Linked DNA regions of Homo sapiens: region 1 is linked to region 2. A link is a loop called in an ENCODE intact Hi-C map of the cell type or tissue named here. Cell type or tissue: PC-3. All regions are shown on one strand. Links, peaks and the distances in the headings refer to the core of each region. The heading gives the core; the rest is flanking DNA. Region 1 has its middle 110 kb from the start of LINC03106. Region 2 has its middle 200 kb from the start of LINC03106.

Region 1 (10,507 bases), core at 3,057-8,056, 91 kb before region 2:
TTAAGTACTAATTCAAGGTGTGTGTTCAATAAACTGTAGAAAAATATTCTTTATGCCTAGAAAAAATACTAGATGAAAATATTTCCAAATTTTCTCTAGGGTGAATGGGTTTGCATTTATAGTAAGAAAAATACATTTTAAAAGAGAACAAAAAAAAAGAGAACACTATGTAGATTGCTATGACAGTGTCATTAGTTTCTATTAGTATTCTACCATTTCTATGAGTTATCTTACCTCCCTGTATTAATTCATAAAACTCTGATCAGTGTCCTGAGAAATGTCCTTAACACACCTCCATGAGAGTTTCTTTTTTATTTGGAAATCAAGCCACCATAGCTGGGAATGTAACAGAGGATTCTATCCAGAGATAGGAAAAGGACAAGATATAACATTTCCCAGTCAGTCCTTCCAAGTTCTGGAATTCTGTGAGACACCAGCAAATAAAGTGACTCAGCACAGAATCCAGAATAGGTGATTCAGAAATCAAGTGGCTGCTTTGACACAGGTTGAGCAGGATAATAAAACCATTCACCAATTTCACCAGCAAACAGGCAGAGATGACCTTAGAAAAAGACCATACTGATGACCAGAAATACTTTCAGCTGCCATCAGCAACATTATCTATTCATGAAGTTATGTTTATTTGTTTTTTGCTTCAAACATACAAATTAACCAGCTACTTAAGTTGTCTTTGCCTTTGACATCAGCATGAATAGCAACAATACATATTACACATCTTTTAACAACACAGAAGAGAGCTGGTTTGTAAAATATAAAATGCAATGACAAAACTTCTGTCATTCTCCTCCTCCCCCCACCATGAAGTGAGCCCTGCACAGTCTTCTCACAGTTTTCAATGTATTAGTATAAACATTGCTTAACCCCAGTTAACTCCAGAAGCAAGATCTACATAAAAGAAAAATGAGAGGAGAAAGAAAAGAAAAAACCCATCTCTGTGTATTTAGCTGGAAGGAGACAAACGTCCTGCAACAAAACACATTCTTATGTGTTGAGTTCTGTCTTCTAATTATAAATGTGGAATTTCAAAATAAAAGAACAAAGTAAAGAGACAGTGTCCCCAGGGAAGCAGAAAGGCTGGCTTCCAGGAGGCTTGGAAGAGAACATTTCCTTTATTGAATTCATCCTGTCCGAGGTCCGTCCTTCAGTTACATAGGCTCAGAAACCTAATTTATCAAATCTGGAGAAAAGAGGGCAGTCCATATTCATCGAATTGTATGTAAAATGATCAATTCATTAATCAACAATGGAAACTGTAACAATCATACAAAATCACATGGCCAGAATACTCTGTTCCTTTTGAACAAATCTACATTGGATGCTGAATCATAATCATAAAAATGCTTGGAAAACAGAGACTCAAAGACAAGAGAATTGTTGGCTGATTTGCATATTTGACACCTTCAGGACAAAATAACCAACTTCATGTGTCTATGCTTCCTACAGGAATCTGTTTGTGAACTTGGTCAATCAACTATTTGATCAGAACTTCCCTCTTACATTTTTTTTAAATCTGGTTTCCTACCAGGACTTATACCGTAACACTTCAAGGGCGGTTTTAGTTTACTGGTTAGTTAGGTAAATTTTTGTTAAAATCTCAGTGACTGACCCAATTGTTAAAGACTAATTGAAAAAAATTAATGCCTTGTGTGTGTGTGTCTATATATCTATATCTATATCTATATCTATATCTATATATCTATATCTATATATATATCTATATATATATAATTTTAAGCCTCTTTCACATATTTTTTATTCTTAGAATTTCTTGAACACGGAACAAAACCTCTAATGTAAGTTTTAAAATACAAAAATCACTGGGAAAGAGGATGGATGGATAGATAGATAGATAGATAGATAGATAGATAGATAGATAGATAGACAGAGATATAAATATACAACTTGCGGTTATAAGCATTTCAAAGAACTTACATGCACAATTAAAGTAGTATGATGATTTCTCTCCCTCCTTGACTCTGCTATCCTCCTCACTATCCTGGAACTATGGAACTAAGTTTTATTCTACTCTCTTTCAGAATTCACATTCCAATACCTAGATCCAGAATCTGTTTATTCACTGGTTGTTTAAAGGAACAAATATATAGAGTGACATATTTTCCTACACGTGGGAAATTCTCATTCCTGCTTCATAGGAATGAGACTTTGGGTGGATCCTAAGAACCTTTTCAGAGTGATAGGGTGATAGACTGAGGAGGGTGGAAAATAGAAGCAGATGTGGAACACAGACAGAAAAGACTGGGAATCTCAAAGACATGTTTTTACTAGTTAAAAATTTTGCTCAAGATTGATCTTCAATATTTTATTGCTTTCCTCTCTAGCTCTGCTCAGGGAATATTCCTAAATTAGATTTTAGAAAAAAATCCTGGGAAGCAGCCCCTCCCTACCCTTTGTTTTTTCTTCCTTCTAGTCTCCTTCCTCTATGCAAATTTCAGGAACATTCTGATTTCAAGGATGACTGGAGAGAAGGGAAGCAGCAAAAATGAGGTAAGAGTTAAAAGGAATGGAGCAAGGCAAAAAGAAACGTTCTCCACGTTTACAAATTGAATTATTACTTTGGTAAATTCTCTTCCTTTTATAGGAATGGAAGTAAACCAGAATTTACTAAGATTCAACAGAAATGTTCCCACTTTTGAAGGATAAAAATGACCAACTTATAAACCATATCCTAAAGGACTTCACTAAATTAAATAACAGAAACTGAAAGAAAACATTTTATATTAATCACAGAACAAAATATATATATAGACACCATAAGACAGAAAAGAATCCAGGAACTCAGCTATAAATTCAATAACAGAAAGGGATACAAATTACAAAGTTTAAGCTGCCAAACGCTGCACAGTAAACAGATTCCATCTTGCGTTCATGAGATTTCAGCACAATTGTTGGTTAATTTCTTCTTTAATTTTTTTAAGAACAATGTAACTAATTCCTTCTCACTGCAATTTAAGAAACTAGATAAGAGCAAGGTACACACAATAGGAGTTCTGATGATATCTAATTTGAGCTGTGCCAGGACTAGTCTGTTCCAGTTCCAAGCCAGCCTATGAAAACCTGACTCACCTTTTGTTAGTCCTGTAGGCACAATCTATCTGCTCTATTCTAATTGCAAAATTGCCACAACTCATAATAATGAAAGTCAGATCAGAGCTGCATTTTCGAATCCAGTTAAGTTTGCATATTTAACTTACAGCAAAAAGTGTTCATGGAAGTCATGGAGATACCTATATGGAATAGAAGAAGTCATTGTCATGAAGCCAGCCTTTACACACAGATACAGATTTACAACTAAGTATTATTCAAGTAATTTTGTGTAAGTTGCTCAGATTAGAACTCTGAAAACTAAACAAATGTTTGAGTAACAAATTTCTTCTTGGCAAGACTTTAGAATTTTCAGGATGGAAGAATTTGGGGTGGTGGTTGAATATGATTTCCTTTTGCCTAGTGAGGTGAAATAATAGTCAAGGGCATTGGCAGTACAATCATGTTCCCTAACCCTGAGTCCTGGATGTACTAGTGGGACACTGAGGAAGTTATTAAATTTTATTAAATTTTCTAAGCCTTGGTCTTCTCATCTGTAAGATAGTGATAATAGTAGTACTCTAGTCAGAGGGCTGTTATGTGGTTTAAACAACAATTCATGAAAAAGTGGAACATGGTATGTTGTTTTTAAGGTATAAATAGAAATATCCTCGAATATATTTGGGATGCCCTAAATAACTTTTTTTTTTTTTTTTTTTTTTTTTGAGACAGGGTCTCACTCCGTTGCCCAGGCTGGAGTGCAGTGGTACGATCACTGCTCACTGTAGCCTCAACTTCCTGGGCTCAAGAGATCCTCCCCACTCAGACTTCTAAGTAGCTGGACCACAAGCACATGCCACCACATCAGGCTAATTTTTTTTTTCTTTTTTGTAGAGATTGAGGTCTCACTGTGTGCCTAGGATGGTCTTGAACTCCTGGGCCCAAGCAATCCTCCTGCCTCAGCCTCCTAAAGTGCTGGGATTATAGGCATGAGCCATTGCACCTGGTTAAATGACTTGAGAGATTTTGAATGTTAAATAACTAATGAAAGTGAAGTACTACTTATGTATTTCTCTCCCAAAAAGGATAAGTTGATATTGATATAAACAATTTACATATCTTAAAAGAATAAACACATTCTCATATTTTGGACCATCTTCCTGAATGAAACTCAAAGCCATGGCACTTGAAGTAAACGAAGATGTCTTCTAGAGACCATAGAGTTATTTCCCAAAAAGGCAGTCAATAAATGATTTCCTCATTTTATCTACAGGATAGAATCTCCTAAGACATGAGATGCATGATTGGTTAATAGCTATTAATAGATATTTCTACTTGAATTTGAGTTTCTTAAATCCACATGGAATCTATGTAGTGGATAACAGAAATAAATAAAGGAAACCACTGCTCATTTTATTTACCTGTAAGTGTTGAGTCAGTTTTGTATGCTGTCATAATCCTCAGTCTAGACCACAGTCTCTCCATCATGCCACTAGCTGGCATGAGAGGAAGGGAGACAAAGACCGCACAGCTAGCAATGTGAGTACAGAGACACACATGAGAAGACACATACAAAGAACAAGGAACATCTCCACAAAACAGCAAAAGCAAATCATATATTCAGGAAAGACAAATGTATCTTATCTTTCTAAGAAGTCGATGTTGTGATTATTTTCAGTGAGAGATGTCAACTAACGGTGTTTCAGATTTAAGGCATGGAGGTTAAAAGCATGCTTTGGCTTGACAGTCTTTATGAGAGTCACACATATTATGTGACCTTGAATTTTTTTCTAAATCTTAGTTAACTCACAGGTAAAATAAGTAATAATGTCTCTATCTCTGGGTTATTTTGATAAGTAACTGAGATAATGTATGCAAAATATAGCACAAAGCTTGGCACATAGCATGTTACCAGAATGTGATAGCTATTATTATTGCTATTATTGTTTGCTAATTAAAACATTTATGAGAATAGTTTTATTTTTTATTTTTCAATGATAAAGACTAGCCTTCTGCTAGATTTTTAAATTAAAAGAAAACAAAAACAAAAACAAATCCCAGCCAGCTACAACCTAAAAGCAAAACAAGGCTCAAAGAGGGAAAGCAATGCTAAGACTCTCTTTAGAAGGCTTGTTTTCATTTAAATGCCATTCAAAACAAGGACAGTGTTCCTATGAAGCTTAAAAGATATGTATGTAAAATAGAGCAAGTGGAGACATGAATTCATATAATTTATTGCTGGAAAGAAACAGACAAGATCTAATTCTATACACTCATCTTAGAAATGAGTAAATTCATGCCTAGAAAATGAGTGTTTATTTTTCCACCACCACGCCCAGCTAATTTTTGTATTTTTAGCAGAGACGGGGTTTCACCATGTTGGCCAGGATGGTCCCGATCTCTTGACCTCGTGATCTGCCCACCTCGGGCTCCCAAAGTGCTGGGATTACAGGCATGAGCCACCACATCAGGCCTTATTATTATTTTTTATTTATTTTATTTTATTTTATTTTATTTTATTTTATTTTATTTAAGACAGAGTCTTGCTCTGTTGTCCAGGCTGGAGTGCAGTGGCACAATCTCAGCTCACTGCAGCCTCTGCCTCCCCAGTTCAAGCGATTTTCCTGCCTCAGCCTCCAGATTAGCTGGGATTAACAGGCACACATCACCACACCCAGCTAATTTTTGTGTTTTTAGTAGAGACAGAGTTTTACCACGTTGGCCAGGCTGCTCTAGAACTCCTGGCCTCAAGTGATCTGTCTGCCTTGGCCTCCCAAAGTGCTCGGATTACAGGCTTGAGACACCGCATCTGGCCAGAAAATGAATATTTCAAGATCACTAGAAGGTTAGTTACCAACACTAGAACCCAAGTATCTGCCAGTCTTTCTATAAAGACCAACAGCTTTCCACACAATTCATTCCTGTTCTTAATTATCAGCTACAGTAGAGTTTCTTGTGAGGAAAATCAGACTTCTGAAGCAATTCTGGAATGCCCTTGGGCACTGACAAAGGGAGAGAGTTAGGATAATGACACTTTTATATTAGATTTTTGGGATGCTTTAGGTGATGTCATTTCCCAATTTCATTGCAAGAAAGTATTTTGGTTTTATTCCCATGACTCAAAGCAATGAAAGAAAGTCAAACACAGAAGGTAGTATTTACCTAAATAATTGGAACAGCTTCTTATGAGCTGTTTTATTTACTTTTTGGGTAAATATATTTATTATTCAGGCAGTTTATTTTTATGCACTACATATTTATATAATATTTTAAATGCATATGGTTTTATAAACCCTGTCTAAAATACATTGTATGCCCACAATAATTATCAGAAATTGAAGTATATCATAAAAAATTCTATGAAACTTGAGAGAATTATAAGCATCTTCTATTTTACTACTGGTATAACCACTGTTGGATTTACAGAATGCCACTGCCAAACTATCTCAAAGACTGATCATTTTTCTATAATTATATATTTGTAGTCAAACACAGATATTGATGGTAAACTTAAAAAATTGGGGTTGATGAATAAACTCATAATTGCAAAATATGATCAGGCTGTTATTTAAGCCCATTAAATAATATTGTATATGACAAACATTTTTCTCTCACCGAGTGCCCAAACTTGGGGTAGGTAAGTAAGCACTTTGCTTTATCTCAGGGTTTCTCAGTTGCAGAACTCTTAATATTTGGAGCCAGAAAGTGATTTATTGTGGGGGGAGAGTCCTGTGGATTGTGGAATGTTTTACAGCATCCCAGGCCTCTACCCTCTAGATGACAGTAGTACTCTCTGCTCCGTTGAAGCAATCAGAAATGCCTCCTGTCATTTTCACATTTCCCCTGGTGGCAAAATTGCCTCCACTGAGGACCACTGCTTTAGATTATTAAATTCTCTCAATAATCCCATGAGGCAATGCATTACCACCTCTATTTTCTAGGTGAGGTGACGGATGCTTAAGAAATTTGGTAATTTGCTTGATTTGCTCAATGTCACACAGATAAAAATGGAAATCAAATAAACTGAAGATCTCAATAATATAATCATTGAACCCAACTACCTCACTCCAAGATCCAGGTGAATGGAATATCAAGTTCTGTGTATCCATAGATATCTTCTCAGAGCCATACAGAAATGGACAGGCTCTGCCCCTTTGAGAAAGCACATATTCCATTTCCCAGGGAAGTTTTTATGTTCATAGACAATGTGTCAGCCATTTTGAGTTATGCTACAGCCACAGACAATATGAATATTTCAGGGACTTAAAACACTCAAAGTTTTTTTCTGGCTCATATTGTATTGTCATTGTGAAGTGACATGGGCTCTGCTCCATCATCCCAAGATGCAGATCCTCCTGCTGGGACATGCCAGTCTCTGGCAGAGTGATAACAGAACCATATGATGGCTCCTGCAGTTTGCACTCAGGAGTGACACAGACCCCTTGCACTCAGTTTATATGGTTGAAGCAAGTCAAGTGGCCAAGTGTGACATCAGTGGGCAGAAAATATAGCCCTTCTTTGGGAAGAAGCGAAGTAGAGAAGGGCCAGGGAAAGAGCATCTTGGTAGTAAAAACAATAAACATTTTTGAAAAATAATTCTACCTTTTTACAATTACAAAGAAAAATGATCCAAGTGATTCATTTGTCACATGAAAGACAAATAGCTTTTTATTCAAAATGCGCATAACTGTATGTTCTCTGGAGGTACCTGTTTGAGAAAGAAATCCTAATGTGGCAGCCAAGTGCCAGAAATGGAAGAGTTATACATTCAATATTTTAGAACCTCAAAACAGTAACATATCAGAGACATCATAAGGCAAATGCATGCAGTGTCCCAATTGTTTCCAAACAGGATTTCTTCTGGAGACAGCACAGGTTCCTTTCCTTTTCAATAAATCTGTTCCATGATCTCTTAAATGGGAGCTCTAGAAACTATTCAATTTCTACCTGATCTAGGCTATTCTGAGTAAAGAGCAGATCAACTTCTAGAAATAGAAAGAATGCTTGTACTTGGTATTTGGTGAGAAGGCATTTCATCAATCGTGGGGATCTGTGGGAGGATCCAGCACAGGCTATTCATTTTAATGCTTTTACTACACAAACTTTTCTTTCCCCATTCTACCTTACCTTCCTCTGTCTCTCTGTCTGTCTGTCTCTTTCTCTCTCTCTCTTTCTCCCTTCCTCCCACCGCCTGTCTCATACACACAGTAATATACCCCACAAACTCTCAGGAAAACTTTTGATTAAAAATCATAGAAATATTCTAAAACAAAAAGGATTTTTTCAAATGTTTTTATCAGTCTTTTAGGGGAGCTGCATAATAAATGCATTTAACTTAAAGAATTAAAGTACACCAGAGAGAGAGAGATAGAGAAAAAGAAAAAAGAATAGGAAAAAGTAAAAAGGGAGCAAAATAGGTGTGAAACAGTGGTAATTCTTCAGCCCTCCTCTCATGGAGATATAAAATCTAATTTTCTTACACTTGAATTTGAACAAAAAGTAGAGACTTTCTTGATAAATAGAATGTAGCAGAAGTGACAGTCTAGACCTTCAAGGGTAATTGGTTATATAAAGCCTTGCAGCTTCAGTTCAGGCCTTTTATATCACTTAATGTTGTGGGTAAACTTCTGTCCCCAGAAGATATGTTGAAGTTTTTTTTTGTTGTTGTTTTTTGTTTTTTTTTTTTTTTTTTTAAAGAAGAAGTCTCGCTCTGTTGCCCAGGCTGGAGTGCAGTGGCACAATCTCGGCTCACTGCAACCTCCACCGCCCAGGTTCAAGTGATCCCCCTGCCTCAGCCTCCCGAGTAGCTGGTACTACAGGCGCACATCACCACGCCTGGCTAACTTTGTATTTTAGTAGAGATGGGGTTTCACCATGTTGGCCAGGATGGTCTCAATCTCCTGACCTTGTGATCCGCCCACCTCAGCCTCCCAAAGTGCTGGGATTACAGGCATGAGCCACTGCACCCGGCCGATATGTTGAAGTTTTAGCCCCCAGTCCCTGTGAATGTTAACTTATTGGAAAGTTGGGTTTTTGCACTTATAATCAAGTTGAGATGAAGTTGTATTGGATTAAGTAAGAAGGGCCCTAAATTCAATGACTGATATCCTTATATGGGGAGAGACATTTGGATACACAAAGATACACACACAGGGGAGACAGGAATGTAAAGACAGTGGCAGAAATTAGAGTGTTGCAGCCGCAAGCCAAGGACTGCTAAAGATTTTCAGGAGCCACCAAAGTTAGGAAGAGACAAGAAAGAATTCTTTCCTAGGGACTTCAAAGGGAACATCGCTCCATAGACACCTTGATTTCAGACTTCTAGCCTCCAAAACTGTAAGAGAATAAATTCGTGTCATTTTACACTGCCCAGTTTCTGGAAATGTGTTTACACTGCCTGGTTTTTGGAAATGTGTTATGGTAGCCATAGGAAACAAGTGCATTTCTTCTTAGGATGCTCCCTGTGGGAACCCATGCTCCATCTTGAATCATAAGCCACATGGAGAGTTTACATATGAACACTCTGGTCAGCAGCCCTAGCTGAGCTCCTGGTCAACAGCCAGCATCAGCTGTCAGACATCCCAGTTCAGGCAACAAGTTGTGAGTAAAGAAGTAGTCTTGGAACCTGACACCCTGTAGATATAAGATAATCTGCCCAGACAACACCTTCTAGACTTCTTGATCCACAAAATTGGAAGCAAAGTAAACTTATTGTTTGAAGATACTTAGTTTGGGAGTAATTTGTTACATGGCCATAAATAAATGGTACAGAATCCAATACCTGGAAGTGAATAGTTACCATAATAGAAAACTAAAATATGTAGCCTTGGCTGCTGGCTGGTACAAACTGGAAGATGAGGCAGCTGGTAAAAATTGGAAGGACTCCAAAGAGTCTGCTGGTGAAGACTTGAAGGACAATGAGGAAAATATTATTGTATACCAAAGAAAAAGGAATCCTGATCATGTAGTGACAAAAAATTTGGCAACATGGTTGCTTGCCATAGCATGGGAACAAAAAAAGTTTGCATTATGAATTTGGGGAGATTTCTGGACATAACATATAAGTATCAACTGGTCCAGCAAAACCTTTCTCGTATTTCTGACTGGGAAAATAATGAACAAAATAAATTATGTTTTAAGCTACTAAGTTGAGGATAAATAAATGGAGGAAAGGAACGTAGAAGAAATGGAAAACAGAATGTGATAGTTTAGGGGTGATAACAAATACTTAATATTCTTCCAATTGAGAGCTGAAGTCTAATTTCCCTACCTTTGACTCTGGACTAGTGACACAGCAATTTATTATGCAGCAGTGAATAACCAGAAGTGGGGAAAAGGGAGAAAGGGAACAAGATCAGTTTAAATAGTGAATGTTCTGGGATGAAAATAAAATGGAGATATAATTCTGCCTCTTAATGACAGAACAATTCACCTGCTGAATGTT
Region 2 (10,507 bases), core at 3,489-8,488:
TTCAGTGACAACATTAAGAACTAAACAATTCTTTCTTTTCATTGAAGCCAAACATACAGATTCAAAGGCATTTCTAATACAAGGCTTCATTGCATTAGATTTGAAAAATGATTATTTGATGTACTAGAAATAAGAGGAGAAGAAAACCTGTCTTGTCTTTGTCCAGCTGCTGCGGAGCTTGAAGTTCATGCTTAAGGCATCTGCCAGGGAAAGCTAAACACCTGTAATAGGTCTCTGTGGCCTCTGAACTCTACAGCCAAATCTAATGCTTTTTAAAAAGTATTCAGCCCAAATGGGCATGATGTCTGACTTAGTTCTGGCTCTAAAATCACATCATCCTACACATCATCCGAAGTCCAAACCCCAGATACAATACTTACTGGCTTTTAACCTTAGGCAAATTGGCTACCCTCCCTAAAGTTGATTTTGCTATTTTAGAAAGCAGGAAGAGGGAGGAGGTCGTCAAAATAGTATACATTCCAATGAGTCATCATACAGATTTGATGCAGTGAGTTATGTAGTACCCTTAGCCCAGTGACCAGCACAGAGTAGGTATCCAATAAATAGCAGCAAATTAATTTATATTTAGTCTTTCTTTCCAATATTATTTGCGTGTGTGATGGTCATGAGGAGCACAAAAGATTTACTCCCAAAGTCTATGTTCAGAAAGAGCAAGCACTTTTTGAATCTTGATTATTCTCCTCTTCAAGTAGACTATTTCTTATTCAACAAAGGGCTATGTTTTCAACTCCTTTGTACTTGCTTTGAAAAAAATACTTTAGATGTTCTAATTAATTTTTATTGATCTTTTCTAAAATCTTTCCAATTAGTTCCCTCCTTTATTGTTGATAACAGTGATTAGCCTTTCACCTAATGCACTTAACAATATTCTGTGGAGGAGACAGGATTAATCTCTTTTTTTTTATATGCATGATCTTTACATAGATTACTTTAGGCTCTGTCTACACAGACAAAGGGTGAAGGGGGGAATAGGTGAATTTAGACAGAAAAACATTAGCTAAGAATAATACTTTTTAATTAAAAATGATTTCTACTTTACTTAATTCAATACTATCAACAACACTCTCATTCTCCATAGGCACAGACTTTACACAAGTACAATGATTCCTGGAATTAATGCACTTCTATTACATCAGAAATCTTGAAATACCTGTTTATTAGTTGGAACATTTCAGGGTTTAGGGGCAGTTAGCCATAGAAAGCCACCTATAAATAAGTATAATAAAAATGTTAGAAGACCAACAGGTTTGTATGTCTCTTGTGCAGTAACAGACCAATACACAGAGATAGGAGGGTTTGCAGCACAGAGCTTCATAATTGCAGGGCATCAAGTGAGGAGATGGGAGGAGACCTGTAAGAGTTAAAGAAAGAGGAAAGAAACATGAAAAGCAGCTCAACAGTCAAAGACAGGTTTATTTTGGGGAATAAACCTGAGAGGGACTTCTGGCCGAGTTAGGTCAGAGGCATTCTCTCTCACAGACTAAGAGTTTTTAGGGATTCAGGTGGCATACCTTATCACAGGCTTCGAATGTTTCTGTGTCTCTTTGTCTTGCTTATGTGGGAGGGAGAGTTTTTGTATACATCTTCCTGCAGCTGCAGGCATACCCCCTGAGTCTTCTTTTAGCTTTCCTATCTTAGTGCACCTAAAGGGAAAGTAATGTGCTTACCAGGGCCCACTGTTTTACTGGGGCCCATTGTGTGAGTGTGAAGTTTGGTGGTTACCCAAGAGACTTTCCCCCTCCCTCTGTGTCTGACCTGTCTTATCTGTGTTTTACTGTCTGCTCTTTCTTGCTGCTTGTTGTTAGAAGAGAAGTGATTTCCTTGAAATGCATGAGGTTAGAAAGGGAGCTAGAACTTAAAGAGGTGGTGTTTGTCCAAGATGATGGTGCCCCTGCTGTCAAGACCCTAACATCCACCTCCCCAAGGATTCTGGGCTGGGGTTTTTAAGGAGATCATGGAGGGTGAGGGGCTAGAAAACTGGAAACATTGAGTGGTCAGGGTAAGGGTAATAAAGTTATCAGGATGGGAAAACTGCATTCTTTGGTGAGTCAGCTCCTGTGGCGTCCTTTGGAAAAGTGGATGTTAGTAGTTTCAATGGAATGTAGGACCTGAAAGAGTATCTCAAGGGGAAAACTTAACATTTCATAATGTTTAAGTTGTTATCTACAAAGCAGTTAAGGGGAACTATAATCTAGGATCTACGTGAGTCTAGAACAATAGGCACCAAAACACTATGAGGAAGCAGGTCAGAAAGCAAGCTGACCTAATCATTAATGCTGAATGTGCTACATTAATCTGAATGTTCTGCATAATTAAGCTTGGTGTATTTTCATTTCTACTACCCCCTTCTTCCCTGATTCATTTTATAAAATTTATAAGGATGGTTTCAAAAACTTACATTTACACATACATTAATATACACATTTATGGTATTTGCTGTTCCTGGTACTATGTACAGTTATCAGAAGTCTTTTAAAACATATTTGAACTTCATCCAGGCAGAACATTAGACACTATAGTTTTATAAGGGTAATTGAGTAATAATAGTAGAAAATATATTACTTCCTGAGTAATATAAACAGTATACTATTGAACATGAGGGGAAGTTCACATTAGGAAACAGCCAGTCATGCAGCAGAATTCATGATCTAAGTCTTCTTCTCTCAAAATCATATGGCACTTGGTGAATAAAAACCAAAAGCAGATTCCATCTGTTTTATCAAAATATAAGGTTATTTATCCTCTATCCTTAATGATTAATCCAAACAGGACAGAATTCTATATTTAACATTATTGAGCATGTTAGATTATGCATTCTTCATTAGAAAATATAAATCATTTTATATTTCAGTCATGATAAAATGTGATGCAATCTTTTCCATTTTTTCCAGTGTCAAAGTGCTTACTCCCATTATGAAATGTCAATGAATCAATGGAAAAGAGTAAAACTATAGTTCCCATAAATCATTACTTTGAAAAAGAGAAAAAAAATGTTAAAGACTTCTTGACATACAGCAAAGAGTTTTCTTCAACAAATGTTAAAGAGTTAAAAATTAAAACCGTAGGCAATGCTTGGATTTATTGTTGTTTACTATCATCTAGATGTGTTAGGGGGGTATTAACTTTAGCTAGAGGTTCTAGATCTTAATTAGTAAAGTTTTATGATAGATGCAGAATTAAAATATTTAAAAAGGTTAGTTGATTTTAGAGTACGTGCCATGTCATTATGAGGAGAATGTATATTCTGTTGTTTTGGCATGGAGAGTTCTGTAGATGCCTATGAAACAATCCTCAGCAAATTTTTAAAAACCTAAAATTATACCAACCACACACTCGGACGGCAGCACCATAAAAATAGAATATCATACAAAGAAAATAGCTCAAAATCATACAGTCATATAAAAATTAAGCAACCTGATCCTAGAATGACTTTTGAGTAAATAATGAAAGGAAAGCAAAAAAAGCCCATTACAATGTGGGCAAAAGACATGAACAGACACTTTTCAAAAGACACACATTCAGCCAAAAGCATATGAAAAAATTTGCAACATCACTAATCATTAGAGAAATGCAAATCAAAACCACAATGAGATACCATCTCACACCAGTAGAAATGGCTATTATTAAAAAATTTAAAAATAACAGAAGCTGGTGAGGTTACAGAGAAAAGGAAACACACACTTCTTGTGGGAGAGTAAATTAGCTCAGCCATTGTGGAATGCAGTGTGGTGATTCCTCAAAGAACTGAAAACAGAATTACCATTCAACCCAGCAATCCCATTATTGGACATATACCCAAAGGAATATAAATTATTCTACAATAAAGTCACATGCACATATATGTTTATTGCAGCACTATTCACAATAGCAAAAACATAGAATCAACCTAAATGTTCATCAATGGTAGACTGGATAAAGAAAATGTGGTACATATACACCACAGAGTACTATGCAGCCTTAAAAAAAAGTGAGATCATGTCCTTTGTAGACGCATGGATGCAGCTGGAGGCCATTATCCTAAGCAAACAGAAACAGAACACATGAACGGAAAACCAAATATTGCATATTCTCATTTATAAGTGAGAGCTAAATAATGAGAACACATAGACACAAAGAGGGGAACAACAAATGCTGGGACCAAGTTGAGGGTGGAGGGTAGCAGAAGGGAGAGGATCAAAACAAATACCCATTGGGCACTGTGCTTAGTACCTGGCTGATGAAATACTCTCTACACTAAATGACCATGACACAAGTGTGCCTATATAACAAACCTGCACGTGTACCCCTGAAACTAAAAGTTAAAAAAAATTTTAAAGAAAAAATCAATGTCTAATTATTACAGAAGTAGTATCAATAAGCATAATATTCTATAGCCAAATTTATCTCAGGCCAGACTTTGCCTTTTGGAGGGCTCAGATTTTGACAGTACACAGAGAGAATATAAAACCATGCAGACTTATGCTAACTGATTCAGTTCCTAAATCTGATATGTAAATCAGAATTCCAAATTGTTAACGTATGATTAAAATATAAATGCAACTGTTAGTTTACCTTAGTAAATTTTCTACTTTTTTTTTTGCTTTTTTAGTTTTCTGTTTCTTTTACTTATATTAATACTTTTTATAAAGATTCAGTCTACTCTTGCCAACACAGAATCTGATGTCTTTGTGGCACAGATAGAGATCTTTAATTTTCTGCCTCATCAATATCTATTAAACTGTTTCCCCATAGTTGAGCAACCATATAGTTTGGGTAGGGATATAGAAGGGGAACATAGTTATTACCTAACCTCATTTTCAGGTGAGAACACAAATTTTCTAATCTAATCAAGATAATCCCATTTCCTCTGCCACATTGATTGATGCAGATGACCCAGCCAAGAGACAATGATCAAAATGCCTTGTTCCCACAAAGTTCATTTATAAAAGTTAATTCATAACAGCTGAAAAGTTAAACCAAATAAGAAATGAAGGGTGGTATGCTACTAATCTTTCCAAAGGAGAATGTCTTGCTCTTCTCAGAAAACTACCAACACATTCTCTTATCTTGGAAGGTTAGAATTGTAGAAACAATTTTGATACCACATGGAGAACCACTCCTTTGGATGATGCTCATCCTGCAAATCAGACCCCAAAGGTCAAAACTGGTCTGAGATGACACTGTAGATATGCTGAATCAAACCATTCCTGAAGACAATCTGTGGAGAATTTAAAGTATGTCTACAATTTTTTTTTTTACTTCTTTAATAGATAGAGCTTAATTTTCCTCTCTTGGACTGAACCTAATGACTCACTTCTAACAAGTACAGTGTGGCAAAAGTGACAGCATCTAACTTCTAAAACTAGACCATAAAAGGCTTTGCAAATTCCTTCTCTCTCTCATCACATATCCTAGGGGAAATCAGCTGCATTGCTATAAGGACACTCAAGCAGCCCTGAGAGGTCCACATGCCATGGAAATGAGCCTCCTGCTAAGAGCAGAGAGGAACCGAGGTCTCTGCCACCTACAATGTGAGTGAGTAATCTTGGAAGGAGACTCACCAACCCCAAGCAAGTGTTCAGATAACTACAGTGCTGGCCAACAACTTGACTGCAACCTATGGGAAATCCTGACCTAGATCCACCAAGCAAAGCCATTTTTTAATTATTGATTCACAGAAACTACAAAGTAATGAAAGTTTATTATCTTAAGCTGCTAAGTTTGGGGATAATTTTTTACATATCACTAGATAATTAAGGCACAATCCTACCTCAGAATGTCTAACCTAAGGAGCCAATAATTCCTCTTTATTGTTCTAATTACTTGAATTGGGTCTTAAGTTATTTTTATCATTAAATACAGTCCTAAATGTTACAAGGTCATATAGTGTTTACCCTGATCCATTAAAGGTTAATATTGTAGTTTAACTCCAAAAATATATTCTTTATATTCAAACTATTGAGCAGAAAGAAAGTGGAAAGGAAGTACTTTCTTGGTAGTAAAACTGCTGGGAAGAAATAGAAAGGAAATATCATTTTTTATAATAATATGAGGAAATCATCAGAGAAAAGATTGTATCTAAGGCAAAGTAGATGAAGAAAATAAAGACGTCCACCATCTAAAATTCACTGTCAAAATGGATTTCTCTCTCTATAAATATGGTTTCCTGACACTAAAGCTGTTGGTTCGAAGTACAAGGCCTTGGAGTCTCAGCCTTCTGTCACAATCAGATTCAGGCAACAATGCTACTGCCCAGATTACAATGACTAAATCTTTAGGTCTAGGCAAACCCAAGTCATGCTGTGAATGTTTGGTGGAATGTACAAGGCTCTATTATTCTGAGGTCAGGAGCACAGAAAGCTGATTTACAACTTGGAAATCATGTCAGTTGGTCAAGTATCAGAAATCTAGATCAGGAATGAAAGAAAAAAAAACAAATATGACTATCCAAATATCTGAAAATTGATATAGACCAAATAGATTGATTTTCAGTAACCTAATACCTTGAAATAGATTATGGAAACCCAGTAACTAAGACTCATAAATGTCAATGTATAAACCACTTAAAGAGTGAAGCAGAAAATTGCCATGCAGCAAAGAAATCCAATGATTCAGACACACAAAGAAATCCAATGATTCAGGCACCCAGAGATAAAATTGGCACTAAGCTAAGCCAAGTGCACTAAGCACGTCCACCTGTGAAGATGAAAGAGGAATGATGGTAAAAAATGAAGCAATTGTTTTAGTGACAACTGCCATGAAACTATACTAAATTTTGCACATTTTTATTGACTCTTTTAAAAATCTAAAGAAGTTGAACTCAGAAGCAGAAAGCAGAATTGTGCTTACCAGGGATTGGGAGATAGGGATTGGGGAAATGTTGGTCAAAGGGTACAAAATTTCAGACAGACAGGAGGAATAAGTTTAAGAGATCTATTGTACAACATAGTGACTACAGTTAATAACAATGTATTGTATTCTTGAAAACGTTCACTAAGAAAGTAGATTTTAAGTGTTCCTACCACAAAAAAATGATGCGTGTGAGGCAGTACATACATTAACTAGTTCTATTTAGCCATTCCACAATGTATACATATTTCCAAACTTCTTGTTTTACATGATAAATATATAAAATTTTTATTTATCAATTTTAAAAAATTAATATAATTTTTAAATAATACATTAATTTTTTAAAACAGAAATATTCATTGTTACTATTGTTTACATGGAAAACTATGACCTGTCTGGTGATACAGATGACGGAAAGAAGGTGAACTTTTCCATGGTTTGCAAAAAAGCAGAATTCTCACTGCATAATCTGTTTCCAGCTCAACCATTTCACTTCACCTTAATATTGCCAGACCATATAATAAGCAGTAAGGGCACCATCACAATAGTTAGAAGCAGTGAACCTATGAATACAAATGTCAGACTAACTAGAGATGTTTTCCTTGATATTCTCTTCCAGTGACCATATCTTCTTGGATAGCCTTGTCATCTTGTGACCTAGGGCATGTGCCCATTAGGTCTATAATACTTCTCAGACACATGGAGATTCTTCTGATTTTCTGGTGTCAAGGCTATCACATTTATATTATCCAGCATCAGGCTAACACCAAGACTACATAGAATCTACAGTAGAAGGTATCATTACATCATTAAATATTGGAACACTAAATGATAAAGAACGATATAAGCAAATACTGGGAAATAAAAGCAAAACACAGAAAAGATCTAGCCATCTGCAGTTTTCTTCCCCATAAATCAGGGGCCCATAGAGTTGACTTTAATTCTGACTGATAGTCCCCTTTTAGGTTTCTCCAATAAAAGACCCAGTATTTTAGGATACGTTTCTGCACCACATTTTATAAATACCAGACACATTTAACTGGTACATATCACCTTGGTTTAAACAGAAATATGCCAACTGGTCCATATTTTAATGGTGAACACCATTACATATATGTGTGCAATTTACATATGAAATTTATATATGTGTATATATGTATAATATATATGAAAAATTTAAAAATAGTTCTTGCAATAAGTCCCTTTTAAGATTAAAGATTTATAAATTACAGTTTTCTTTTGGATTACAAAATGAACACACATTAGATTAGCACAACAATGTAATAACAAGACAATGCAAGTTACAACTAATATCTCTTTTTTATAACCACATATCAATCTACTGGATTCAAATTTGAATGTAATTTCTTGGAATAAATGTATTTGGTCAAGCCCTGCATATGACTACATTAACCCAAAGCAAAAATAATAAAAAATATTTTCTGTTCTTTGATGCATATACAAAATTTATCAGTGCTAAAGGACAAATATATTTGAATAAATATATTCATTTTCAACAGCTAACAACTTTCTATTCCCCCTACTCTGTTTGATTTTTAATTTGTATTTTTATATCCATCATAGAGAAGATAGATTTCTTGTTGCTCTTATTTTATTAAAGGTCTGCAGTGGTTGAGGACACATTTCACATTCAGTGTGACCTATTAATAAAGGTAATTTACATATTCTAAAATTAACATAAATTCTGCAGCTATTTATGCATGCTATCCCTTTGTACTCAAGGCAGGTAATAGGCTTTTTGTATATGTTGTGAAGAGAAATAACTCAAGTTATTCAAATATCTCAGTTGCAAATCCATCACTGATTTTTTTTACATTCTCTTTTGCATTTGTCTTTCACCAGTATATCTCTACTAGGCACATTGCAACAGAATGTTAACTTTTTAGTTTAATGACTTTAAACTTCAAAAGAGGATCTTCAATAATTTTAGGTAAGGCATGTAATATTTACTACTATGTTCTATAGGAAAATTTTTGACTCTAACTTTATCCACACAACAATAAACAATCATTGTTTCTGCAGCAATTGTCAATGGGCCTTTAAGGCTGTCCCAAACTTCCCTGGTTTCTCTGTAACCCTCCATTTTCTTTTCTTTTCTTTCTTTCAGACGGAGTCTCTCTCTGTCACCCAGGCTGGAGTGCAATGGCAAGATCTCAGCTCACTGCAACCTCCGCCTCCCGGGTTCAAGTGCTTCTCCTGTTCTGCCTCAGCCTCCCGAGTAGCTGGGATTACAGGCACCCACCACCACGCCAGGCTAATTTTTTTGTATTTTTAGTAGAGACGGGGTTTCACCATGTTAGCCAGGATGGTCTTGATCTCCCGACCTCGTGATCGGCCCGTCTCGGCCTCCCAAAGTGCTGGGATTACGGGCATGAGCCACCGTGACCAGTCTTGCTCCCCTCCATTTTCTATACTCCACTCATGCCTTCTAAAGCTATCTGTTAAGTGCAATTCCACTTGGATTCCTTGCTAGGCACTCCTGAGGGTCAAAATAAAAGCCTAGAAAATTTCCACTTTTGGAGACACCACGTATATTTAAATTAAAAAAAAGAAGGAAGTCAAAACAGAGTTACAACAACGACTTACAAAACAGCTTTCTAAAATGCTTATATTTAGCAAATTAATGATTTGCCTTTGGCACACATGCCCAAATACAATAAATTTAAATACCTTATTCCAAGATAATTGCAGGATTTACAAAAATTAATTAAGTAATTAGAACACTGAAGGCAAGTTCAGAAAAAAAGACACAGGAGTAAAGTTCTATGATGGAGATGTGAGTCTGTTAGGATTTTTCTGGGGCTCTTTATATAACTTACTAACAGATAATACTAAAAGTCTAAATTCAAGGCCTTTTCATGGATGTGAGGTCAGAACTAAATGGTCCTCTTATCCTAGTTGTGCCAAGTTCTGAGGCCAATCTGAAATTCAACCGAGCAAAAACATGTAACTCACCCTGTGTATATTATTTTCTTTTCTATTTCTATTGTATATAAAAATGTTTCTTTGTTTTTATTACAATCCTCTTAAATCCTGTGTCAAAAGAGGTATGGATTTTTCACAGATAAATTTTGAAACAGCATTTAAAATTATAGAGAAAAATAGCAGTATCAAAAGTATTTTCTAGAAATTGATTTTTACTTTTTAATCATACACAGATTTTCTTAGTGACAATTAATTAATTACCTCAATCCTCTTCTTACTGAAGAGGAGATTATTGTTCCTATTAATATTACCACAGCTAATATTCACTGAATGTTTACTATGTACCAGACACCATATTAAGCATTTCACATGCATCATCTCACTTTATTTTCACATCATCCATATAAGTAGGTTATATTATTTGCTTATTTTACAGATATAATATCAGTTGCATACTTAGCAAGCCTGAAACCTAAAAAGAAGGTTAATAATTTTAGCCTCAGCCTCATGAGGAATAAGAATTGCATATATTAGAATAACTACTACTGTGTAGAGTGAACTTGACTCCTTCAATCTCCATTAAAACATAAACAGTAAACTACCTAAATGTTTAAAAAGCATGAATATTGAATATGAAAAGAATCTATCCATAGAAAGCAAATATAATAAACGAAAAGTTGCATAAACAAAAAAGTCACTTGAAAAATAGTTT

The links. Peaks named below come from ENCODE experiments on the same cell type or tissue, not always from the same donor. Only the 100,000 strongest peaks of a DNase experiment are listed, where the experiment ranks them.
Region 1: it touches region 2 in a loop (4-fold over the local background); 2 of 110 quality-filtered maps call a loop at or near these places.

What each region holds. Positions count from the first base shown.
Region 1 is chr9:26,169,417-26,179,923 of GRCh38, forward strand. No RefSeq gene overlaps it. Among named protein-coding and RNA genes, the nearest start is that of LINC03106, 110 kb to the left of the region's middle. In PC-3, for the core only: no CTCF peak of the experiment used is centred there; DNase peaks (open chromatin) are centred at 4,545 and 6,055; H3K27ac peaks cover 2,987 bases.
Region 2 is chr9:26,259,997-26,270,503 of GRCh38, forward strand. No RefSeq gene overlaps it. Among named protein-coding and RNA genes, the nearest start is that of LINC03106, 200 kb to the left of the region's middle. In PC-3, for the core only: no CTCF peak of the experiment used is centred there; a DNase peak (open chromatin) is centred at 5,445; H3K27ac peaks cover 2,343 bases.